Regions from separate parts of the Homo sapiens genome. Here region 1 is linked to region 2. Evidence: read pairs that join two places in POLR2A ChIA-PET (ENCODE). Cell type or tissue: IMR-90. All regions are shown on one strand. Each heading gives the region's core, and the rest is flanking DNA. Links, peaks and the distances in the headings are about the cores only. Region 1 overlaps CSNK1G1 (casein kinase 1 gamma 1). Region 2 has its middle 34 kb from the start of ANKDD1A.

What was found. ChIA-PET counts read pairs that join two places held together with the same protein. Peaks named below come from ENCODE experiments on the same cell type or tissue, not always from the same donor. Only the 100,000 strongest peaks of a DNase experiment are listed, where the experiment ranks them.
Region 1: POLR2A ChIA-PET joins it to region 2 with 11 read pairs; 2 of 35 experiments call an interaction of 5 or more read pairs at or near these places.

Annotation. Positions count from the first base shown.
Region 1 is chr15:64,187,422-64,204,317 of GRCh38, reverse strand. CSNK1G1 (casein kinase 1 gamma 1) reads left to right here. Exons shown (of 12, transcript NM_022048.5): 10 at 1,129-1,236. Among named protein-coding and RNA genes, the nearest start is that of PPIB, 33 kb to the right of the region's middle. In IMR-90, for the core only: no CTCF peak of the experiment used is centred there; no DNase peak of the experiment used is centred there.
Region 2 is chr15:64,875,802-64,879,832 of GRCh38, reverse strand. No RefSeq gene overlaps it. Among named protein-coding and RNA genes, the nearest start is that of ANKDD1A, 34 kb to the left of the region's middle. In IMR-90, for the core only: no CTCF peak of the experiment used is centred there; no DNase peak of the experiment used is centred there; H3K27ac peaks cover 195 bases.

The DNA.
Region 1 (16,896 bases), core at 8,287-10,786, 680 kb after region 2:
TAGACTGTATATTTACTAGCCTTGTCTGGGTGTTGCCATAGGTTGCTCTTACTAGTTCAGAAGTAGGAAGTATTTTTTCCTAGTAATATAGGAAGATAATAACTTGTGTGTCCTAAGATAACAGAATTTAAGCCCAGTTTTTAGGAGAAGTTTCATTTGAATGATTCAGAAGTTTGTTTGTTTGTTTGTTTGTTTTCCCAGGCTGGAGTGCAATGGCGCCAATCTCGGCTCACTGCAACCTCCGCCTCCTGAGTTCAAGCGATTCTCCTGCCTCAGCCTCCCAAGTAGCTAGGATTGTAGGCACACACCACCACGCCCGGCTAATTTTTATATTTTTAGCAGAGACGGGGTTTTGCCATGTTGGCCAGGCTGATCTCAAACTCCTGACCTGAGGTGATCTGCCCTCCTTGGCCTCCGAAAGTGCTGGGATTACAGGCGTGAGCCACCACACCTGGCCCCATGATTCAGAAGTTGATGCCACATACGCTGTTAATGTACTTGACCTTTGTAGCAGTGGAACCCAGCATCATAGGAAGCTTTTGAATTTGTTGTTCTGGTCAGGGGTTCACAGGGCCAAACAGATATCAGTGGAGGAAATTTTTTTTTTTTTTTTTTTTTTTTTTACGGAGTTTCACTCTTGTTGCCCAGGCTGGAGTGCAATGGTGTGAACTCAGCTCACCGCAACCTCCGCCTCCCAGGTTCAAGCGATTCTCCTGCCTCAGCATCCCGAGTAGCTGGGATCACAGGCACGCGCTGCCACACCTGACTAATTTTGTATTTTTAGTAGAGATGGGATTTCTCCATGTTGCTCAGTCTGGTCTCGAACTCCTGACCTCAGGTGATCCACTCACCTCGGCCTCCCAAAGTGCTGAGATTACAGGCACGAGCCACCGCGCCCGGCCCTGGTTTTTTGTTTTCGAAGGTAAGCTACTCTCCAATGAACTATTAAGGACCAGGCTGCCTCCCTTTTGCAGATGAGCAAACTGAGAAGACAAGACAACTTGAAAGTGCTCTTGGTAGCTGAAAATAATTACTACTACTCTATTAGAATTAGAATCATTCTGTCCTTTGCATATGCATCAAGTTGGACCTGTTTCCCCCATTTGACTTTTTGTTTCATTTTTCTAGCCTACTCCAGTAGGGTCAGTTCACGTAGATTCTGGTGCATCTGCAATAACTCGAGAAAGCCACACACATAGGGATCGGCCATCACAACAGCAGCCTCTTCGAAATCAGGTATGTGTTGATCCTCCATTCTTTCAGACACTACCCTTCTTCTTGGCTAATATTAAAACCCAAATTCTTCAGCTTCTCCGCTTTAGTGTATGTACTGAAAATAAAGATCAAATGCTTGCCATTTCTTACAGGTGTGGTATGACTTTCAAGCAACCCTCAGGGCATGTATAGTTGCACTGAGATGTGGCCAGGTGCCCTATATGAAGCATCCAGTCTAAAGAGTCAGCCTGGCCAAGTGCAGTGGCTCATGCCTGTAATCCAAGCACTTTGGGAGGCCAAGGCAGGTAGATCACTTGAGCCAGGAGTTCAAGACCAGCCTGGGCAAGATGGTGAAACCCTGTCTCTACATAAAATACAAAAAATTAGTTGGGCATGGTGGCACGTGCCTATAGTCCCAGCTACTTTGGAGGCTGAGGTGGGAGAATCACCTGAGCCCGGGAAGTCAAGGCAGCAGAGAGCCAAGATTGCTTCCGCATTTGCACTCCAGCCTGAGTGATAGAGTGAGACCCTGTCTTAAAAAAAAAAAAAAAAAAGTGTGTGGGCCTGTCAGAGTCTGTTGGCTGTTGGGGGGAACTAGCTATAAGTTAGGATCAGAGGCATCTACCATAGGACCAAAAGACCTGTTGGAGGCTACTCTGGGCACAGTGCCTGTGGAGTAGCCCTACTCGCCAAGGAGCAGTTTAAAAAAAAAAAGACCTGTCGCACAGACAGGATGTACCAGGTAGCCCACTTTGGGTCTCATCTGTAGTCTGGTCTAGAGCTCTTGCCAGTTCTGGTTTTTCCTTGCTGGTTAAGAATGGTAGGTACTTTGGACTTCCAACTGACTTGGGCATGAAATGGAACCTCCACACCACCCCTTGTTCTTCTACCCGGGCAAATTATAGAGCTGGTCAAGATTTGAGATGGACCTGCAGTGAAGACTCAGCTTAGGCGATGTCATCTGTCCTTCATTGTTCGTTGTTTGGAAAACTAGTGGTCTCAGTGAGGGACATCTCTCAGCCTAAAGACAGATAAGGCAAACACACACCAAAAAATCAACAAGTTTGACATTTTTAAAAAGGGCTTATGTATTTGGGAAGTAAATATGACATAGGATTTTTATCTTTATATTAAATATATTGCTAAGAGAAAAACAGAGACCACAGTAGGTAAATAAGCAAAGCATAATAAACAGATTACATATTTTTAAAATAATTATCACATATCAAATTAGCTTATTTCCTCTCCTTATGATTTCACTTTCTTGTATTAACATTTTTACAAGAAAATACAAAAACATTTATTTCATAGATGCACATGTGCAAGTATATAGGTTAAGAATAGTATATAAACACACACACACACACACACACACACACACACACACACACACACATGTCCAATGGAGTACACCCACAAATATATTTTCTCACCAGTAAGTATATACTCTTGGCAAAATATGTGGTTTGGTGGGTAAGAAAAAAGTATGTAAAAGGAGGAAAGCCATTTACTAGAGAGTACATATAAACGAGAAAATAGGTGGGCAAAAAAGAAAGGGTTAAGCAAACTCTGGGCACTAATTGGGTCCATAGTCACATCCTTTAAAGTCGTTGTTTAAGATTTATAATTTGACTGACTTCTGGTTTGACAACAAAAGACTGTTGACTTCTGCAGTTCTCTCCCATCCCTCCCTTTTTAAAAGCTAATAGCTAGTGCAGGTGAGGGCACAGTTAAACTGACATATTGCTGTTGATTTTACGAATTGTACAAATTCTCTAGAAAGCAATTTCTTTTTTCTTTTCTTTTTCTTTCTTTTTTTTTTTTTTTTTTTGAGACAGTGTCTTGCTCTGTCACCCAGGCTAGAGTGCAGTGGTGCAATCTCAGATTACCTCAACCTCTGTCTCCCAGATTCAAGCAATTCTCCTGTCTCAGCCTCCCAAGTAGCTGGGATTACAGGCACATACCACCATACCTGGCTAATTTTTGTATTTTTATTAGAGATGAGGTTTCGCCATGTTGGCCAGGCTGGTCTCGAACTCCTGACTTCAGGTCATCCACCTGCCTCGGCCTCCCAAAGTACTGGGATTACAGGCGTGAGCCACTGTGCCTGGCTAGAAAGCAATTTGATCAAGTTATTTTCTTCTCTGATGAAATACCTTACTTCTTGAAATCAATCAATAAAACCACTCAAAGTATAGGTTATGTGCATAAAACTGTTGCATTGTCATTGGTAGCAGAGATATAGAAATGATCTGCCTATCCACCTATAAAGGCATGGTTATAAATCTACTTCACATCCTTTATTGAATAAACTGGGTTATAGTAAAGTGAGCTGGACGGGATGGGGAAATAAGCAGAATCAATGGAAGGAGATCAAAATTATTAACAGAAATAGGGTTGGAAGTGTAGTAATATATTCTAAAATATTTTAAATGAAGTTTTATTACTCTATAATGCGGCCAGGCGCAGTGGCTCACGCCTGTAATCCCAGCACTTTGGGAGGCCGAGGCGGGTCGATCACCTGAGGTCAGGAGTTCGAGACCAGCCTGGCCAACATGGTGAAACCCTGTCTCTACTAAAAATATAAAAATTAGCTGGGTGTGGTGGCACATGCCTCAAATCCCGGCTACTCAGGAGGCTGAGGCAGGAGAGTCACTTGAACCTGGGAGGTGGAGGTTGCAGTGAGACGAGATGGTACCATTACACCCCAGCCTGGGCACCACTGCACTCCAGCCTGGGCAACAAGAGAGAAACTCCATCTCAAAAAACAAAAATGCATTTAAGTAGAAAATGTATGTAAAGAAAAAATAGATAAGTAGTGTCATATCACAGTCAACATATATCCTTGTGTCTCTTTTTTTTTTTGAGACAGAGTTTAGCTCTTATCACCAAGGCTGGAGCATGATCTTGGCTCACTGCAACCTCCGCCTCCTGAGTTCAAGCGATTCTTCTGCCTCAGCTTCCTGAGAAGCTGGGATTACAGGTGCCTGCCACCACACCGGGCTAATTTTTGTATGTTTAGTGGAGATGGGGTTTCACCATGTTGGCCAGGCTAGTCTGGAACTCCTAACCTCAGGTGATCCACCTGCCTCAGCCTCACAAAGTGCTGCAATTACAGGCATGAACCACCATGCCCGGCACCTTGTGCCTATTTTTTAGAATATTTTTTATTTTTTAAAATTCTTTTTTACCTCCATTCTCTTAGAATGTGATAGAATTTTTTTTAAAATTTTATTTATTTATTTATTTTGAGATGGAGTCTTGCTCTGTCGCCCAGGGTGGTGTGCAGTGGCGCGATCTCGCGTCACTGCAACCTCCACCTCCCGGGTTCGAGCAACTCTCCTGCCTCAGCCTCCCGAGTAGCTGGGACTGCAGGCGCACGCCACCACACCTGCATAATGTTTTGTATTTTAGTAGAGACAGGGTTTCACTGTCTCCCAGGCTGGTTGCGAACTCCTGAGCTCAGGCAATCCGCCCGCCTCGGCCTCCCAAAATGCTGGGATTACAGGCATGAGCCACCGCGCCCGTCCTAGACTATCTTAAAATATGTGTTTCCTTTACTTTCCTGCTTCAGTGAATTTATAACCAATGCTGTGGTTTTGCATGGATTTTTAAAGTATGAGGAAAAGAGATGATTGAAAACTTCGGTTGTCAGGGTAAAAACTGAGTAGTGAATTTCAATGTACTTTTAAATGAAAAGTCTCTGACCACAGTATATAATTATTTAGGAAAATCTCATCTGTATTTAACTACTATGCTTATTTTTGAAAAGTTGAATCTTGAATATCTCTCTTTGATATATATTTTTTTCTCTTTTTCTTTTCTTTTTCTTTTTTTTTTTTTTTTTTTTTTGAGAAAAGATTTCACTCTGTTGCCCAGGCTGGAGCACAGTGGCACAATCACAGCTCACTGCAGCCTCAACTTCCTGGGCTAAAGTGATCCTTCCACCTTAGCCTCCTGAGTAGCTGGGACTACAGGCACACGCCACCACGCCCAGCTAATTTTTTTTTTTTTTTCGTATTTTCTGTAGAGACAGTTTCACTGTGTTTCTCAGGCTGTTCTCAAATTCCTGGGTTCAAGCAATCTGCCCACCTCTGCCTCCCAAAATGCTGGGAGCCACTATGCCTGGCCCTATTTTTTTAATTTTAGAGTTTTTAGTATCCTGTGGCTGCTAAGAGATTGGAATTCCTTCACGTTGATGTAAATGTTATAACGCCTTCCCACCAGGATTCTGAATCCTTGCTGGGTAAAATTCTTTCTGCACTATGCACTCTGGGTAATGGATTTCTAGTGTCTGTTCAACCTTTGGTCTATGTTAATATTACATTTCTTCTATCTTTAGGATTGTTTTCTTATGCCCTTTTTTTTTTTTTAAGAAAATTTGCAGCCAAATCTCTCTCTTATTACTCTAAGAATTGAAAACAAGATGATTTTCTAGACTAATTCCTTTCAAGTTTTGAAATTAGCAAAAGAAAAATACAGTTTCTCCTTGAGCGAGATTGACAGGTATTGACTTTAGGAACAGCTAACCTTTCATCAGCAACTTTGACTCAGTAAATCTGAGCTGAGGACCTGCTATGTGAAACTGTATCCTGTGGGCCAGGGAAGGTGGCTCACACGTGTAATCCCAGCACTTTGGAAGGCTGAGGCGGGTGGATAACTTGAGGCCAGGAGTTCGAGACCAGCCTGGCCAACATGGTGAAACCCCATCTCTACTAAAAATACAAAAATTAGCTGGGTGTGGTGGTGGGCGCCTGTAATCTCAGTTACTTGGGAGGCTGAGGCAGGAGAATTGCTTGAACCTGGGAGGCGGAGGTTGTGCAGTGAGCCAGTGCACATGAGACTGTGCCACTGCACTCCAGCCGGGGCAGCAGAGACTTTGTTTCAAAAAAAAAAAAAAAAAAAAAAAAGTATATCCTGTGGATACCAAGTAGGGAGTCCTTGTCCTCAAAGAGCTGACAAGTAGATAAGCCAAATGGACAGATAACTATAACACAAGGCAGAACAGATAAGCATCCCAAGTTGCAAATTATTATCATCTGGGTTTGGAAGAAGAAATTTCATCTAGTCTGAGCAAGACAAATAATTTGATGAGAGAAGCTGCATTTGACATGCTTTTAGCAGAATTAAATGAGATGGAAGAGGCATTCCAAGCAGAAGAATATATGATCAACAACAAATGTTTTATCTAGTTCAGTTTTCTAAAATATATGATGCGAGTAAAGGAGTCCTAGGAGACAAGGCTAGGAAAGTAGGTTGAAACCATTTGGTGAAGCTCCTGGAATGCTGGGCTGGCGAGTTGGTGCTTATTTTAAGTAGGAATAGGGACTAAAGATTTTTAAGCAAAGGAGTGATATGATTAAAACTCTGCTTTTGAAATCTTTTGGCACAGAATGTGGTACTAGTCTGGCAGCAAACATGGAAATCATTAAGCAGGCAGTGAATTCCCTTGAGATGTAGAGGGAGTCTAGATGGGTTATAGTAGGGCAAATGAAACAGAATTGAACAATGCTACAGTGATATAATCTACCAGAATTGGCAGCCCACATGAATGTCAGGATTAAGGGAGAAGGAAGAGTCAAAGCTGTTGCAGAGATCTTGAGCCTGGATAATTAGGAGGCATGTGGTACTATTACTAGAGATGGCAAAGTTGGGGGAGGAACTTGTTTGGAATTTGAATTTAGGCATCTTGAGTTTGAAATACTAGCAATGTATTCCACCTGAAGAGGTCTAGCAGGCAGAGGATGGTTCTCCAGAGACAACTAGAGAGATATTTGGGAGTCAAGGCATAGAGATGACATTGATGATAATGCCTAAAGAGTCTCCTTATTCTGGGAAATCTGAGCCTAGGGCTCAACAAACTGTTTAGTCTCATACTTACAGTAGAAGGAGAAAGAAGAGCTCAGACCTTGGTTTTATCTTATCCCAAAACTTTGGCCATAGGACATTTAACCTATTTAGGGTGTCAGCATTCTCAAATTGGAGCCTTGTAAGAGCAGAGGTTTTTGTTGTTTTGTTCACTGCTTTAATTAACCCTAACACCCAAACCAATGTTTAGAATAGTGGGCACTTGATGCATACTTGTTTGAATGAATGAGTGAATGAATGAATCTGCCAAATGAAGGGTGCAGATGTAAATAGATATTTTTTTATAGCATAGATTTTTATTTAACCTTTATTGAAAAATAAATTTTAAGCTTTTCTTCCTACTCGTTTTTGTTTCCACAAAGAGCCATTTTGCCTCTGTTTGGCAGCTAGAGTAGGGCTGGATTGTCTGCTCAAGGGGAGGGGTGTTTAAAAAAAAAAAACACACACAGAGCAGTCTTTTGCAGCAAAGAAAGTTCAGGTGATTGCTGGGCATGGTGGCTCCCGCCTGTAATCTCAACACTTTGGGAGGCCGAGGCGGGCGGATCACCTGAGGTCGAGAGTTCGAGACCAGCCTGACCAACATGGAGAAACCCCATCTCTACTAAAAAATACAAAATTAGCCCGGCATGGTGGTGCCCGCCTGTAATCCCAGCTACTTGGGAGGCTAAGGCAGAAGAATCACTTGAACCCGGGAGGCAGAGTTTGTGGTGAGCCGAGATCGTGCCATTGCACTCCAGCCTGGGGGACAAAAGTGAAACCCGTCTCAAAAAAAAAAAAAAGTTCAGGTGATCTTATTAGTTCTTTTCCATCACAACAAGAATCCTATTTTCCTTGTATTCTGGGAAAATTTTGCTTTGCTTGTTTAGATTTTAGGTATATTGAATTGAGTACTGTTTGGTTTATCTATATACAATAATAAATCCCAAATATGGTTCCTAAAGGACTGCATTTAAACTCACATATATTGGATCTGCCTTTTAAAACTATCTTTATTCCAAGCACTTCTTTTTTTTTAATAGAGATGGGATCTCACTCCACCTCTCAGGATAGAGTGTAGTGGCGTGATCACAGCTCACAGCAACCTTGACCTCCTGGGCTCAAGCAATCCTCCCACCCCAGCCTCCCAAACAGCTGGGACTATGGGCGTGAGCCACCACACCTGACTAATGTTTATTTATTTTTTGTAGAGACAGGGCCTCCTGGTCTCAAACTCCTGGGCTCAAGTGATCCTTCTGCCTCAGCCTCCCAAGTAACGGGGATTACAAGTGTGAGCTACCATGCCTGGCCAAGCACAATTTTTTTGAACATAAATTTTACCTAACTAGAGAACTATAATTAAACTATGAATTTGGATAGAATAAACGTTCCTAAAAGCTAGATCCATTCAGAAAGATCCCAGTTGAGTTAGTCTTTCCATCATTTTATACTTCGTGTTTGTCCTTTCCCAGTACCAAAAGTTGTAAATCTTGCCATGGGTCTGATTCCTCTCTAAAGAACTGCGTATTACAATCCGGCAGAAAGGGGATGAAAACCTTAATAGTTCTGCCTGCTTGCTTCTACCTGGCAAAACGTCCTTTGCATTATCTGATCAAATTCAATCAGGAAGTAAGTCCTGCCGGTATCCACAGATCTGATATTAGAGTACAACATATTGTACTGTCATAGGTTTTATTCAGTGTGCTTGTTCAACACAGTAAATGTAGACTGTTGCATTGACTACTATGTGCATGCAGCAGCACTCTTCCTGCCCTTTCAGTACTTTAAATCCAAGCTTGTGACAATCCTTACGTAAATGCTACATAAACATTACACCGCAATGGTTCAGGAGTTATGATAGCGTCTCCTTTTTCTCTGGCTGACCTCTTTTATTATGGTGGGTTTTGTTGTGGGTATGTGAAAAAGAAGGGCTACTTAGTAACTAGCAGGTTAGAGGAACAGATCCCATTTTGACAGTGGAGAGAGTCATATTGACTATTAAAAGCTTTTAAATGGTAACAGACATGGTATCCTACCCCAAAATGTCACTTACTCTTTTTTGTGTTTTTGTATGTGTAGCATAGGTGTTTTGTTTTGTTTTGTTTTCATTCGCCATGTGAAAAGAGATGCGTAGCATATGTTTAAGGGAAAGAATTTATTCTTTGTAATTTTGTACTAGGTGGACTGTTCCCTTGCAAATTCTCCAATTTGACTAGGAAAATATGAATCAAAGATCAGTAAAGGTAATCTCTCATCCTTCCAAAAGAACCATATTTAAACTAACTCAATACCTTATAATACACGGAAAAATAAACGCAGAATTTAAGAGTCAAATCATGTGAGGTCTGAAGAAGATATGCCTCCAGTAAAAGAGTGTTTTGGATTTGTTTGTATCTAGACTGTAAGGGAATACATTTAAAGGACATAAAGCCTTAGAAAAATATATTGTGGCTGGCTGGGGTCGGTGGCTCACACCTGCACTTTGGGAAGCTAAGGCGGTGGATCACCTGAGGCCAGGAGTTCAAAACCGGCCTGACCAACATGGTGAAACCCTGTCTCTACTAAAAATACAAAATTAGCTGGGCATGGTGGCTCATGCCTGTAATCCCAGCTACTTGGGAGGCTGAGGTAGGAGAATCGCTTGACCCAGGAGTCAGAGTTTGCAGTGAGCCGAGATCGCACCACTGCACTCCAGCCTGGGCAATAAGAGCAAAACTCTGTCTCAAAAAAAAAAAAAAAAAGAAAAGAAAAGAAAAGAAGAGAAAAAGAAAAATATATTGTGGCTTTGTGCTGTTATGCTTAGTGACTACAGCTTGTTATGAGCATAATTTTTCTAAAGGAAACATTAGGCCACATTGCTAAATAGGCAAGGTAGTCAGTTATCTTCATAAAATGAATACCTTAAAAAAAAAAAAAGCTGATATAGTTATTTGTTTCTGTCTTTTTACAGAGTACTGTTTAGTTCTGACCGAGGCTCAGGGTTTGCTAGTTGAAGGGGCTAAGTTTGCGCAGAGATAATCTGCCTCCTTGTGACCTGCGTGCAGTTTCCTAACATGCTGCCTGCCATCCAGTAGGAGCACAGACAGAGATTGCACACTCCTCCTGGCCACAGGATGGCCACAGCTCCACATAGAGCTCAGTGCAGGAGACGTCTGCCCCTCCTCATTTCTGGGACCTTTACTCTGAGAGGAGCTTTGAAACAAGCAAGTGCAAAACTGAAAATAGATTCCTTAGCGTCTTCTGTTCTATCACCTAGTCACTGCGGCTCACCTCTTCTCTTAATTCTGTATTCCATATTAAAAGTTTTTTTCTTTCTGTATGTGTTAAGTGTTTTGTATTTCAGCAGACACCTGTGTTCTAACCCAGCTCCTTGTAGGAGGAAACTTGGTGATTCTGAAGTAATCCTATCTAGATAAACCAACATTTCCTAGGGAGGTATCTTACACCATTGTAAGGATAGGGCAGAGTTTGAATAGAGAATTGCAGACTTCTAGGGTGGTTTCCGTGATTTTTCTAAAAGCGTCACAGAATTGATACTCTCGTCTCTGGATAGTGTTGAGCCTGGGAATAATCCCCTTTTCAGGTTGTTGTCAGTGATTTTTAAACTTCCCTCCTATTTGATAAGGTTTATAGAATACAGGATATCTCTGCACAAATGACAGATTACATGGCATAACCCCTGTCTGGCATGGGAAAACTGGTTATGTTTCATGAGCTTAATAGAAGGAAGTTTTTAGTTTTGTTCAAGTATATACTTTTTTTTTTTTGAGACAGAGTCTCACTCTGTTGCCCAGGCTGGAGTGCAGTGGCGCGATCTCGGCTCATGCAACCTCCGCCTCCCAGGTTCAAGCAATTCTCCTGCCTCAGCCTCCCGAGTAGCTGGGACTACAGGTGTGCACCACCATGCCTGGCTAATTTTTTTTGTATTTTTAGTAGAGACGGGGTTTCACCGTGTTGGCCAGGATGGTCTCAATCTTCTGACCTTGTGATCCACCCACCTCGGCCTCCTAAAGTGCTGGGATTACAGGCGTGAGCCACCACAGCTGGCTCCTGTTCCATTCTTTTCTTCTTCCGTCTTACCCCCACCATATCATAAAAGAAAAAAAAGAAATTTTAATATTGGAAGTGTGATAAAACCAGAATGTAATCCAGTATATTCTCTTTGCTAACCTTTTGGTACTATTCAGTCTCATTCTTGTTAGTTTATAGTTGAAGACAGTTAATGAGGCTGAGAAGACTTACATGAGAGGCCAAAATGTTTCTTTATAAATGGCAGCTTTTAAGGTATTTTTTGAGCCATAAAGTGAAGTAGATAAAGTTGTTTGTATATGTAATCAAAAATAATTTTTTAAAATGAGTTTTTTATGAAGAATAGGATTTGGTGATTTTTTTTTTTTTTTTTTTTTTTTTTTTTTTTTAGGCAGATCTCACTCTGTCACTCAGGGTGGAGTGTGGTGGCACAATCTCAGCTCACTGCAACCTCTGCCTCCTGGGTTCTCAGCCTCCCAAGTAGCTGGGACTATAGGCATATGCCACCACTCCCGGCTAATTTTTGCATTTTTAGTAGAGACAGGGTCTCACCATGTTGGCGAGGCTGGTCTTGAATTCCTGACCTTAGGTGATCCGCCCCCCTCAGCCTCCCAAAGTGCTGGGATTATGGCACTTTGTTAGTGTCACTCTTACATTAATCCCTGCCAAATGAATGCTGGGAGAGATTTTTTTCCCCTGCCATAGGGCATAGGTGGGGGTTTTCACTTTTTCAACAGTCTTCTGTGTTTTCTCAAGTATTTTTGTTACCTTTACCTTTCATTTATGCTATGCTGGATTGCTACTTTCTTGTTTCAAGATTTACCTACTACATAGTAAACCAATCATTTCCATGAAGGTGATGCAATCACGACTGAAAATTTTAAAGCGTTCCCCCAAGGAGTTACCACTACTTGAGATTCCTGCTCCTGCTTTGGGGGACTTACACACTCCATGTGGAGCTCTGCTTTTCAAGTAATGCAGAGAAATTGACTTTGCTGAATGACTTTTCTACTCATGCACCTCTTGAGTGACATTTAATTAGATGTGTATGCATGAGTGATCTTTAAGAATGAAGGATTTACATGCTGATCTCTTCCACTAGTTTGCTTAATCTAACTAGCTACTGTGCTGATGAGGCCTAATCATAACTCCTGTGTACACAGTATTGCCTAGAATACCTTTCTTGGAGAGTTACACTAGCAGACTGCTGTAGTTGTCAGCTTTCTTTGGTTTCATCTATTTCCTAGGCATTCTGTTGCTTTCTAAAACTGCAAATGGCCCTTTCTACTATGTTATCCTCTAGATACCGGTCCAAGCTCTTAAATTCCAGAAAACAGTAGCCCTAGAATTTAACATCTTACCGAAAACTTGCTTCCAAAGTAATAAACCCGCAACCCCTAGGTTCACATCTGTACTTAGTTTTGATGTTTTCAACAGATACAGAAGGCATTGGCGGGCAGTAGTATGGTATAGTGTGTTTTTCCTTCATCATAGTGGAAGCATTTATGAAGCAATCTAGAGTGTTAACATTAGTTTTCTATTTATCTTTAAAAGATAAATAGCATATTGCTTTGAGAATGGAGATGGAATGTGATTTTTAGGCCTTTGAAAAATGTCTTGGTATTTTCATTTAAACAAAAATCTTAAATCTTTCAACAAATTATTTATTGAACTAGAATGAATATAAAGAACCACATAGCCCTGTGAATCAGACAATAGCATAAAACCAGAGTTCTTATGTGTAGTCAGTAAAAATGGAAATAATTGTTGATCAGCTGTCCAGGGTTTTCTTAACTTTAAAAGCCCATGAGTATACATGAACATACATTTCCAGCCATTTTCTATTTTATCTGCCTCAAAAACAAATGCAGGCTGGGTGCCGTGGCTCACACCTATAATCTTAGCACTTTGGGAGGCCGAGGCGGGCAGATCATGAGGTCAGGAAATCGAGACCATCCTAGCTAACACAGGGAAACCGCGTCTCTACTAAAAATATAAAAAAATTAGCAACCTGGTGGCGCGCGTCCGTAGTCCCAGCTACTCGGGAGGCTGAGGCAGGAGAATGACGTGAACTCGGGAGGCGGAGCTTGCAGTGAGCCGAGATCGTGCCACTGCACTCCAGCCTGGGTGACAGAGCAAGACTCCATCTCAAAAACACAAAACAAAACAAAAAAACAAATGCAAAAACAGAGAGCATTCATGAGATGTAATTGCATTTAGTATGTATTATAGAACTCAACATTAAATGGCTTACCATTGTCTGGATTTTTTTAAGCACTTAAGTTTTTAGAAACCTGACAGTACTGTATAATAGTTTAAGAGCTTAAATATTATATTTCAATATTACAAAAAATAAAAAGTTCTAGAGAACTGAAAAAGTCTATCACTGATAGGTTTAGTTATAGATATTACTTCTAATATTACAAGAATAGGTTTATTCTCAGATCTCCAGCAGTCAGAATAAATGAGACTAAGTGCTCTGAGGATATAGACAATGTCAGTAAGTTTATAAAATATGGCCGGCACGGTGGCTCACGCCTGTAATTCCAGCACTTTGGGAGGCCGAGGCGGGTGGATCACCTGAGGTCGGGAGTTCAAGACCAGCCTGACCAACCTGGAGAAACCCTGTCTCTACCAAAAATACAAAATTAGCCAGGCATGGTGGCACATGCCTGTAATCCCAGCTACTTGGGAGGCTGAGGCAGGAGAATCGCTTGAACCTGAGAGGCGGAGGTTGTGGTGAGCGGAGATCGCGCCATTGCACTTTAGCCTGGGCAACAAGAGTGAAACTCTATCTCAACCAAAAAAATAAAAATAAGTTTATGATTATGTTGTACACCAGTCTTATTTTGGAAAATGAAACATTTGAACCTCTTTTGGCAGAAATAATTGTAGTAGGGGAATATTTTGGGTAGCTTTGATTCTCTCTAACATAACTAGCAGCATAAAATCAAACCCCTCATTTATAAGGTAATAGAGCAAGTCCATACAGCTGCCTTCTCATAGAATATGTTTATTCTCTGAGGAAGAGCAGAGAAAATATGAACAGGATCCTTTATAATACTCTTGTCCATATGACTTCGTATTCCATTAATAAAAAGGAGTAAATTGGCCAGGCGTGGTGGCTCACGCCTGTAATCCCAGCACTTTGGGAGGCTGAGGCAGGCGGATCACGAGGTCAGGAGATCGAGACCATCCTGGCTAACACGGTGAAACCCTGTCTCTACTGAAAATACAAAAAAAATTAGCCGGGCATGGTGCTGCGCGCCTGTAGTCCCAACTACTCAGGAGGCTGAGGCAGAAGAGTGGCGTGAACCTGGGAGGCGGAGCTTGCAGTGAGCCGAGAATGCGCCACTGCACTCCAGCCTGGGCGACAGAGCGAGACTCCGTCTCAAAAAAAAAAAAAAAAAAAAAGTAAATTGTAGCTGGTGTACAAAGCTCTGATTTTTACGAGAAATGCCTTTTTGGTGACTTACGGGTGAGCTTTAAGCAACTCTTGTCAATGAGATACTGAAATATGGGGAGTGAATATAGACCCTCAAACCATTACTTCCTTGCCCTTCGTTTTTTATAGAATACAACTTTTATAGCTGTGAACATTTGTAAGATTTATAGTCCTTTCTGGTTTTCATGCAGAGCAGCAATATCACATCCTAACCCCTGCAGCTGTTTATATCAGCAGCAATTAAAATTTGATTTACTAATCCCTCATTGCTGCCTCTCCAACTACTCATTTTTCATTTTTGTAGAGCCTTAGGACTGTTACAGCTGAGCATTATGATGTTAACAACTCAGCCATCTGGCACAGGGGAAGAGGCACCTAAACAGATTCTTCTGGACAAAAGTCACATATGAGCAAGATCAGAATAGTAGCAGATGTAAAAAGCAGGTAAAGAAGGAGAGCCTGAATGATACTAAGGTGAAAGCAGAATCCAAAGAGGTTTTTAGTTGAAGGTCGACCCTCCTTTTGCTTTCCAGAAGAAAATAATTCATAGTATCATATTAATAAGTAAACTTTTTCTAATTCAGTCTAGACGCTGTTAGCTAGAAGAACCAGGCAAACGATGTAGCTATTTTTTTTGTTATTATTATTATTATTTTTTCGAGATGGAGTCTTGCTCTGTCGCGCAGGCTGGAGTGCAGTGGCGCGATCTTGGCTCACTGCAACCTCCACCTCCTGGGTTTAAGCAATTCTCCTGCTTCAGCCTCCCGAGTAGCTGGGATCACAGGTGTGCGCCACCATGCCCAGCTCATTTTTGTAATTTTAGTAGAGACAGGCTTTCACCATGTTGGTCAGGCTGGTCTCGAACTCCAGACCTCGTGATCCGCCCACCTTGGCCTCCCAAAGTGCTGAGATTATAGGCGTATGCCACCACTCCGAACAATCTTAACATTCTGAGTTTGATCTGCTTAGTGGCTACTGAAATTTTACCTCTATGGAAACTAAAAGATGATCCCAGCTTTGACTGTGTGTTTTTTCCCCCTCCCTCCTCTTTTGGTCGTTATTGGTTTTCTGGTTCTGGGTAAGGAGGGTGTGATATAGATTCATGTATTGACTCATTAAGGCTAAAATGAATGTAGACAAGCTTACTTTTCCTCACTGCTTTCCAGTGGTTGTTAGTTTAAAATCCAAAACCGAAAGAAAAACCTACAGGGACACGAATGTACTTGATTTTGTTATTGCTTGCTGTTGCTTCACCTTTCCTTCCATATCTTGCTCTCATGCTTTCTAACGCCTAAGCAGAATGTATCATCAGAGCGCCGAGGAGAGTGGGAAATTCAGCCCAGCCGGCAGACCAATACCTCATACCTAACGTCTCACTTGGCTGCAGACCGCCATGGGGGATCAGTGCAGGTATTTACTGCCTTTATTGCCTTTTCCTGGCCTTTCCAGCTTGGCTGGTGGAATGTTGGCTTGCTTCTGAACCTTCGGCAGCCTTAGAAAGGAAGCTTACAGGAAGGGCTAATTGAATATCTCTGTAGATTTTCTGTCTAGGTGGACTTGGGTAAGAGTCGCTTGTTAAAATGATTACTTCCTGTTGTCATTGACTAAGAAACATCTATATGATTTCTGATACTGATTTCTGGTTAACCTAGTCCTACCACCTTGATGCATTCATGATAAACCATAAAAATAACATCAAGGTAGGATTGTGTTAGTGTCAAGTCTGTGAATTGTAAAGACCTGAAACTTACAAGTATTTTTTGAATAGAGGACTAAAGGACTGCATATGTTGCTCATTCCATGATATGTGCCTTAACGCATAAGCTGAGAATGTTAATTTGTATAAGTCATCTGTTTCTGAGTGGGTACCCAGGAAGTTGGGCTGTTTCCTTTTTTCTCCCTGGAATCAATGTGATCTTAAGAAAATTATTTCTGATTTCATTTGGGCTATTCTGAATCTCTTTTTTCTGTTTAGTACTAGAACATCTGGTATCTCTTAACTTGTCTTACATGTGAATGTTTTTAATAATCTTAGCCTCAATATTGTTCTCATACTGGTAAGTGACACCATCAGTTGGGACACACAGTGAACTCAGAGCTGTCAAACATAAATTCTTATAAAGGTGCAGACAGGTTTGTACATGTAGAAATGCATCTTGGTAGCCTTGATCATCTAGGATATGCTGTTACAAGGAGTGATTCATGGAAAGATCTTAATCACAGCTTGAAAGACAGTTTTGGCCCTATAGAAAACCACATAGGATCATATAGGTTAAAATGATGGATTGAGGCTGGGCGTGGTAGCTCCTGTAATCACAGCACTTTGGGAGGCCAAAGCAGGTGGATCACTTGAAGTCAGGAGT
Region 2 (4,031 bases), core at 1,315-3,814:
AAGAAAAGAAGAAAGAAAAGTATCCAATTAAAAATTAAATTATCCTACCTCCAGAACCACTACCCAGAAGTAACTATGTTAATAGTGAATGATTTTTATATCCATGTAGTGTAGGAAACTAAAAAAAAAAAAAAAAAAAAAAAAAAAGTGAATAATTTTTCACTGCTGTGAATCCTCTCCCTGACTGTAAATAACACACTCATGCTCTATTTTTTTATTTAGCATTTCTAGAGTAACTCTAGTTATTCTCTGCTGGAAAAGTTTGTTTCCTTTCATCTACCCCATCTCTCCTCCCTCCTCACCTTATTCCCAATACTCGGTCTTTTAAAAAATAATGTTAGGCCAGGCACAGTGGCTCACGCCTATAATCCCAGCACTTTGGGAGGCCGAGGGTGGGTGGATCACCTGAGGTCAGGTGGATTACAGACGTGAGCCACCGCGCCTGGCCTGACTATTTTATTAATAGATTTAACTTATGTGTATGGCAAATAATAATAATTCAAATAGTACTGAAAAGTATCCAATTGTTGGTTGGGCGAAGTTACTCACACCTGTAATCTCTGCACTTTGGGAGGCCAAGGTGTGTAGATCGCTGGTTCAAGACCAGCCTGGTCAACATGGCGAAACCCAGTCTCTACTAAAAACACAAAAATTAGCCGGGCGTGGTGACACGCACCTGTAATCCCAGCTACTTGGGAGCCTGAGGCAGGAGACTCGCTTGAACCCGGGAGGCGGAGGTTGCAGTGAGCCGAGACTGCGCCACTGCACTCCAGCCTGGGCAACAGAGTGAGACTCTGTCTCAAAAATAATGATAATAATAATGTTAAATGTTCTGCCAAATCCTGAAGCTGCTGCCACAGCTGTATTTCAGGAAGCCCAGCCTGTGAGGATGCCGTCCCCCCTCCGCAGGAAGACGTCAGACAGGACACTTTCCATCACCCTGCTTCCTGATTCCAGGCATCGATGCTGAGCTGGACAGAAGGAAAACAGCCTTTTGGTGTCTGAGACAACAGCACAAATGACAGGACTGGCCTTCTTTCCTGAATGGGAAGAGGGTGGGGAGAAGAATGCTGCAGTGACCCGAGCTTGTTGATGCCCTGCCACAGGCACCCCAGGTGGCCTTGGGCAAGTCCCTTCTCTTGCCTCTCCACCTGTAAAGTGTAGGTTACTGGGGTCCCTTCACCTTAGACTTTCTTTGGTCAGAGCTACAGAAAGAGGTGGCTGTAGGGAGGACTTTCTGAAAAAGAGTAAAAAGGCTCTCCTTGCTCAGGAGGCTGAGGTAGGAGAATCGCTTGAACCTGGGAGGCCGAGGTTGCAGTGAGCCAAGATCGCAACGTTGTGCTCCAGCCTGGGCAACAAGAGCAAAACTCCATCTCAAAAAAAAAAAAAAGAAAGAAAGAAAGAAAGGAAAAGGCTCTTCTGAGAGACAGAGTGATGATACAATGATAGTAACAGCCACTGCTTCCTGAGGGCCTCCCGTGGGTACTGGGTGGGCATCGTCCAGGTGCCACGCATGCGTGATCCTATTTAATCTCCAAGCTCTCAGGTGGGCACAATTCTCCTCGTTTAACTGATGAGGTAACTGAAGAGCAGAAGTTAGGCGACTTGTCAAAGCTCACAGAGCTGAAAGGTCTGTGCCACATATCTGGTCCCATCTGCCACCTAGTCTTGTTGAATATCTTGTATATTTCAAAATGCTGAAAAACTCCGGGGTCCCTCTGGCCCTCCAGAAACAAATTGGAAGATACTTCCTGAGTTCATGGAACCCTGCCTCCCAGATCCACTGTAGAGACTGACCTTGGCCCAAGCCTGAGGGGTGATTTTGAGACAAATTCCTCTCAAGGGGAACCTTTTCACAGAGAAAAGAAGAGGGCTGTTTAGTCTGAGGAGACTTTTGCTCACCCATAGCAGGCACCCCAAATGTTCAGAATGACTTGGGATCTATTCTTCTCCCCTGGCCTTCCCCAGAGACAGAGCTGTTTGCACTCTCCTCATCCCACTGACCAGCACACTCTCACCCACACCACACCCTGGGCACTCTGGGGACCCACAGGCCTCAGCCTCAGCATGGCCTGGCGCTGGCCACAGCTGGGGCAGGGCTGCTTCCCTTCAGACCCAAGGCCACAGGCTGGAAGGAAATGGAGGTGGGAGGGGCCCAGAAAAGCTGACTAGGCTGGAAGGCTGGTTGGGAGGGAGGAAGCACAGAAAGGCCAGCCCAGCAATTTGGGCAAAGCTGGCAAGGCTGCCTTGGCATCTCTGCGGATTCAAGGCCACAAGGGCCTCACCTTGGCCACCCAGCCCCGGCTTGTGGCCAGGAGGCTGAGGAGAAGTCCTGATTGGGTCACACTCTGAGGGACTGAATCAGAACTTGGCCCTGGCTACCAAGACTATTGGACTCTTTCCCCTACCTGCAGCTCAGGGGTGTGGCTAGTGGGCAAAGAAATGCATATATATATGTTTGTTTGTTTTGAGACAGAGTCTCGCTTTGTTGCCCAGGCTGGAATGCGTTGGCATGATCATAGCCCACTGTAACCTGGGACTTATGGGCTCAAGGGATCCTCTCACTTCAGTGTCCTGAGAAGCTAGAACTACAGGTGCATGCCACTGCACCTGGCTAATTATTTTGTAATATTTTGTAGTGACAGGGTCTTGCTACATTGCCCAGGCTGGTCTCAAACTCCTGGCCTCAGGTGCTCCTCCTGCCTCGGCCTCCTGAAGTGCTGGGATTACAGGCATGAGCCACGGAGCTCAGCCCGCCTCTATCTTAAGCCTCTTCCTTGAGGCTCCAACCTGGGTCTCTGCTTCAGAATTCAACATCAAGAAATGAATAAAACAAGGGCCCAGCCTGAGCAAAATAGTGAGACCCTATTCCTACAAAAAATAAAAATAGTTTTTAAAACAGAAATGAATAAAACAAAAAGACACAAACAAAACAAAGCCTCTTTGAGGACAAGAGCCCCACTAAGCTGGGACAAATCTGATAAAACCCCAGAGCCTAGGTCTGGGCTGCTGCTGAACTCTCCTGACATTATGGTCTGCCAGGGACAGGTGTCTTTGCACATCTACGGTGACTAGTCCACTCACTCTACACCCCGTCCTGGTTGTGGCAAAGAGACTATACGTTGTCCACCTAGGTCAGGGTTTCTCAACCTCAGCACTACTGATATTTTGGATGAGGAGCCCCCAAGATGTTGTCGGGGAGGCTGTCTTGTGCATTGTAGGGTGTTCAACAGCATCTCTGGCCTCCACCCACTAAATGCCAGTAGCAATGTCCCCATTTGTGACAAAAATATCTCCAGACATTGACAAATGTCCTCTGAAGGCAACATCATCCCCATTTGAAAAACACTGCTCTAGCTCCATTCCCTCCCTTCTTTTTTAGTAATAAGACTTTTGATTTTCAGCTGGCACACAGTCAACAGGAAAAAAAACACCAGGCAGCTAGCTGCAAGACCACCCTCGCAATGAGGCAGCAGTACAACTTCCAGAAAGTGTCTCTAAAGGGAAAGTGTGCATCCTATACCCCTTCTTGCTTCCCAAGGGTGAGAACACTTATGCGGGGGCTGCAGCTGTATCACCTCATGGGTCCAGAAATCAAAGTCAAGGGGTAAGATGGCAGAGCAGTAAGAGGGAAGGAGGCTGGGTCCCAGATGACCATGGAGTGCCATGATAGAGATGGCCTCTACCACCAGACTTAATTCATGCAAGATAAATGAATTTGTGTCACTGCTGTCTTGGCCTAACTCCCCCGGAGCTGAGGTTTAGCCTCTGATGAACTCTTCTGACACCATGGCCTCTTGTCAGTCACAGTCAAATCTAATCTTAAGTAACATACAAGATATAACTCAGCAGTGCTTGTGGCTTTAATTATCCACTGTCTGGATGCCCGTTGACTGTCAATTTTTTGCCTCAGCTCAATTCTAGTAGTTCACCAGACCCCTCCACATGGCCACCATCCTCTCCCCATCCCGCCCTCCCCAGGGGCTTCCTATCTCAAAAAGGTACTCCCACTTCCTTAGAACTCTGTGAGT